Regions from separate parts of the Homo sapiens genome. Here region 1 is linked to region 2. Evidence: chromatin loops called from intact Hi-C (ENCODE). Cell type or tissue: breast epithelium. All regions are shown on one strand.

What was found. Hi-C counts contacts between places; a loop is a spot of excess contacts. Peaks named below come from ENCODE experiments on the same cell type or tissue, not always from the same donor. Only the 100,000 strongest peaks of a DNase experiment are listed, where the experiment ranks them.
Region 1: it touches region 2 in a loop (2.9-fold over the local background); 58 of 110 quality-filtered maps call a loop at or near these places.

Annotation. Positions count from the first base shown.
Region 1 is chr11:34,479,284-34,481,783 of GRCh38, forward strand. ELF5 (E74 like ETS transcription factor 5) reads right to left here. Exons shown (of 7, transcript NM_001422.4): 6 at 1,489-1,684; 7 at 1-1,031. The coding sequence ends at 935. Among named protein-coding and RNA genes, the nearest start is that of ELF5, 33 kb to the right of the region's middle. In breast epithelium, no CTCF peak of the experiment used is centred here; a DNase peak (open chromatin) is centred at 1,266; H3K27ac peaks cover 240 bases.
Region 2 is chr11:34,167,399-34,169,898 of GRCh38, forward strand. ABTB2 (ankyrin repeat and BTB domain containing 2) reads right to left here. Exons shown (of 17, transcript NM_145804.3): 6 at 505-594. Among named protein-coding and RNA genes, the nearest start is that of NAT10, 63 kb to the left of the region's middle. In breast epithelium, no CTCF peak of the experiment used is centred here; a DNase peak (open chromatin) is centred at 1,420; H3K27ac peaks cover 669 bases.

The sequences.
Region 1 (2,500 bases), 310 kb after region 2:
GTTGACAGCTTGAATCACAGAAACAGCAGTGATTTTGTAATTGATGCCAGTGTCTGTTGACTAACTCTGCATATCAGATGCCAGCCATCAGTTAGAAGGGGGAATAAACTCAGCAACAATTAATAATGTGGTTAATGTTAAGTGTTTAAGTCCAGAAGGATGTCTGTGGAAGTTTTGCTGAGTGGTCAAAAAGATGCTCTGGTTAGGAAACTTTCTGTGAACCTATGTTAAATCCAATTAAGTCCCAGCTTGATGGCTTAGCTCTTTCATTAATTAAGATACTTTTCTGCCCAGGTGCCGTGGCTCACGCTTGTAATCACAGTACTTTGGGAGGCTGAGGTGGGAGGATCACTTGAGCATAGGAGTTCAAGACCAGCCCTGGGCAACATAGTGAGAACCCGTCTCAAAAAAAAAAAAAGGGATACTTTTCTATGGATTTTTGACTTTAATAATTTAAAATCTAAAGTATGTATGTCTTATATCTCACCCTCTCCTACCATAACCTGCAAACTAATCATGCTTTCCCCCACCTTTGGTGAGCTGCCACAGTTATTTGAAAACTTTTGAACCTTTGGGATGGGAGCATTGGATGTGTCTCTAATGGCAGAATTGAATAGTTTTTCTCTGATCAGCATCAATGGCATGGGCTGTTGTCATTCCACAACTCTAGGAAAATAAAGTTTGATCAAGACACCACAAAAGATCATCCCCTCATCCCCTTAGGGAGAAGAAAGGATTTCTTAAGAGTTTCTGCTCTCACCCTCCATAGACAACAACTCTGAATCCAAATGTAAGCTGAGATGTGGAGAAATTTTATCAGCATGTTTGCAGGTTAAAAAAAAAGAGAAGAAAATGAAGCCTTTCGAATGTCTATTGCAATCTGATTGTTTTAAAAGACAGAAATCCATAAAATGAGCTTGATGCCTGGAGCAGATCATAGCTTGTCTTCCTGCCACCCGTGTGCATTTTTTCCAAATTTGTACACTAACCTTCGGTCAACCCGCTCCAAAATTCCTGTTTTATAGTAGTATCTGAAAAAGCAAGCAGAAGAGAAATTCTGGGAGAGCTTGCACCCTAGGAAAACAACAGAACACAAACACTGTCTCCTCATTCCTCTCAGGTGACAAGGCTGGTCTTTGGTTACCCTGGTATTTTCATGCCCTGTTATCAACTTACACTTAAACCTTTCCCAGACATCTTGAAGACTGAACCTCACCATTCTCAGCTCAAAACGTGTTTTTCTTTGTGTGTGTGGGCGTGTGAGATGGCCTGGATTCAGAGTGATCCCTGGGGAATGCTGCCAAGAATGCTAAGGACAGCGTGTCAATTTACAAACCATAATCCTACCTGTAACTAAGAACCAAAGTTTTGTCTCATGACCTTTCCATTATCAAGTAAAAAACCTGCAAAAACAGTGTAATTTTCTACAGCCAGCCATTGTATATAACTCTTCTTGAAGGCTCATAGTATTTTATGCTATTAACTTACCTCAGGGCTCTGCTCAACTTTTCATATGTCATTCTGTCATTTTTCTTCCTTTGTCCCCACATCTTTGCCAGGGCTTCCGATTTAACCACCCGAAAAATTCCTTGTTCCCTATCTTCCCATTCCAGAATGCCACAGTTTTCTTCAGGAGATAGAAGCAGGTCTCGTACAAATTCCCATAGATGAGAACTTTGGAGGCCTTTTGAAAAGGGGAAAACATTAACTATTTACCATTGTTTTTTAAATTAATTAATTAATTAATTAATTTTTTTGAGACAGAGTCTTGCTCTGTCGCCCAGGCTGGAGAGCAATGGTGCGATCTCGGCTCACTGCAACCTCTGCCTCCTGGGTTCAAGCGATTCTTCTGCCTCAGCCTCCCAAGTAGCTGGGATTATAGGTGCCTACCATCATGCCTGGCTAATTTTTTGTATTTTTAGTAGAGATGGGGTTTCGCCATGTTGACCAGGCTGGCCTCGAACTCCTGACCTCAGGTGTTGTACCCGCCTCAGCTTCCCAAAGTGCTGGGATTACAGGTGTGAGCCACCGTGCCCAGCTTGTTTTTTTAATTTTAAGAGAAGAGATGTACAATTTCTCACTAGGTCATGAGAATTGCTGCTTTGTGGAATATTTCCCATTGTTATGACTGATTGCTCTACCTGGAAACTTACTGAGCTGTGACATGTCTGTGTCTCCCATCGAAGCAATTGTGAAACACACATTCAGAGACACCCAATTTACATGACTGGCAACACTGTGACTCACAGATGTTCTATGGAACTACAGTTTAACTTTTATGGAATGAGTGAAATGACAGTCAAATGATCTTTTCATTCTTCTTTCTGACAGGCAGCATGGTTGTACTGATTCCACAGCCACAACTGTCTGGGTGGACTGATCCTGCAAATTCGTTTTTCATGAAAGGCTGGTATTTCTCTTATTCTATGATATGGTGGTTAAGACCAGCTCTGGAGTCCCATTATCTGAGTCTGGGTCCTGAATTCACCTCTTCCTACCT
Region 2 (2,500 bases):
CCGAGCGAAGGGAGTACCCTGCAGGGATGGTGAACCAGAGTTAACAAGTGCTTTCTACATTCGATTGATAATGTTTGCCTGGAGCACAAAGTGGACAAGGCTCAAAAAGAGAGGATAGGTATTTAATTAGCAATGTCTGCCCTGGGCAAAAGAGGGCAGATGGGGAGTGCTTTATGCTTCAGAGGGAGGCAGAGCTAGAAGTATTTGGGGATGGAAGGAATGGCTGGAGATTAGGCTGGTAAAAGGAGGAAGATATCATGAAAACAGAATCACAGCCCATCTCTCCACTCACTCCCGCCTCAGTCCACTCCTTTTCAGACAGAAAGCCCAAATCTTGAGGAGACTTCCCTGGCTAACAGTGGCCTCTGTGCATCTTGTCTTTCCGGTCTTTTGACACACATCTACTCAGTTGCCCAAAACATCACGCCCAGCGTGTTTGTTGGAGCCCTCGGAGTGATCCCTGCTGGCCTAGGGCCTGGGTGCAGCTCTGTGGGGCTTCCTCACCTGGATGTCCAAGTTTGCCCCAGCATCAATCAACATCTGGACCATCGCTTCGTCCCCAGCAGCGCAGGCGTACATCAGTGGCGTCATACCCTGAGCAAATCAAATGCACGTGCTAAACTGTTTGCAAACAGAACACAACACCATGTGCCCACAGGCCTCTGCCCCAGAAACCACAGATCGGGCACCCCGCCACCCCAGCCGAGCATCCTGTGGTCCCCCAGGCTCTGTGCTTCCTGGGCTGCTGGGCACAGGGCATGGGGAAGGTGAGTGGGGGCACTGCCATGAGCACTGCAGGACACTGGAGCAGGGCCCAGCACAGGCCGTGCAGCCAGGCTCGGTGCCAAGGTCTCCTCTGCCATGGGGAGCTGTAAACTTTATACATGTCATTTGCCCTCTCTGTGCCTCAGTTTTTTCATCTGTAAATGGGGAACCACAGCAGTATCTTATCTCCCTCAAAGGGTTGTTGTAGAGTGTGGATTAATATGTATAAAGTGCTTAGTTCAGAATGAGCTTACCTTGATTAAGAGCTATGTAATTAAAATACCAACAACACTCTCATGGCTACTATGCCATACAGCCTCATAGCCGCCATCCCAGGCCCTGTGCATGGAAATCACCCTGCTAGTGATGAGCATGCAGCATCTCCCTCCATCATCGTAATATTCCCATCCTCCCCATTTTACAGCTGAGGAGCAGAGAAGGGGAACTGACTGCCCAAAGTCACACAACTAGCGAGAGGTTGAACTCGGGGCAGGAACCAGGCCTCCATAAGCTGTGAAGCCCAAGCTTTGCGCCGTCCCACGAGACGGTAGAGGAGGCATTTGACTTCAACATCTTCTGCTACTGAGCAGTTCAGAGCATTCCTGCAAGCTGAGTCCTGCTGTCTCCCTGGGTTAGGTGGGCAGTTGGCGGGGCCGCCTCCCTGGCTGGGAATCCTCCTCTGTGGCCGGCAACAGCAAAGGCAGTGCAAACTGTTTATTCCACGGCTGGATCCCAGCAAGTGTTTGCCTGGTGTCCCGTGATGTTATTTATTAGGATATTTGTGTGTAGACAAGATCTCCTTACCTCATAAATCCTTGCCTAGTGGCCAGAGATAAAGCAATGGCCTGAGATTAATCATGGGGTGAGAGAGCTGTTTACCCACAGATCATTCTATAAATACTAAGGTTTAGGGAACAAACAGGATTGAGCACTTAGACAAAGGCCAACACCACAGAATAAAAATTTGGCTTTGTTTCATCTCCCTGCGGACAGACTTGACTTACTTTTTTCTCCACACATCTGTATACAATTTGGAGTTTAAACCAAATGACGGGCCCGGTGAGGAGACACTGCTTTTTCCCTTGTCCCTGTCCCCACGCACTCCAGACATATAAAGAGGCCAAATAAAACCAGGCCGGCTCGCAGATATCAGGCATCATCATCATATCAACAGCAATACGACTACAATAATCATCATATTGGCAATAAAAACCGGAATGAACATTTAGTGAGTGCTGACTATGTGCTGGATGCAGACTTCCCCCAACCCTATGTGTCAGGTGCTACCATCCCCCATCTTAGAGGGGAGGAAACTGAAGTGCCTCAGGGAGGCAGAGTAACTTGTTCAAGATGCTACAGCTCTTACATGGCCACTAAATCCTAGGTCTATCTGAAGCTAAAGTCCACGGGCTTCCACACTGTGCTGTTCAAGAAGGAAGACTCCACTGGGACAAAAGCTCCCACAAAGCCCGGGAACCTGTGTGGACGGAGAGGCCCCCACGAGATCCCACAGCAGCCTGTCACCTGCCACTGCCCTCTGGAAGTCCAGTGCTGGGCCTGTGGTCCTTCCCCAACCCCTGGCCTGGGTCCACGCCCTGACTGCCCCACCCCACACTCCTTATGTCCCTTTCCCTGGAATCCCTTCCTGACTCCTCTCTGCTCCGTCCCCATCCTGCCCTCCCCCAGGCTCGGCTCAACCGCTTCCAGCAGGAAGCTTCCCCTTGCAGCCCATCCC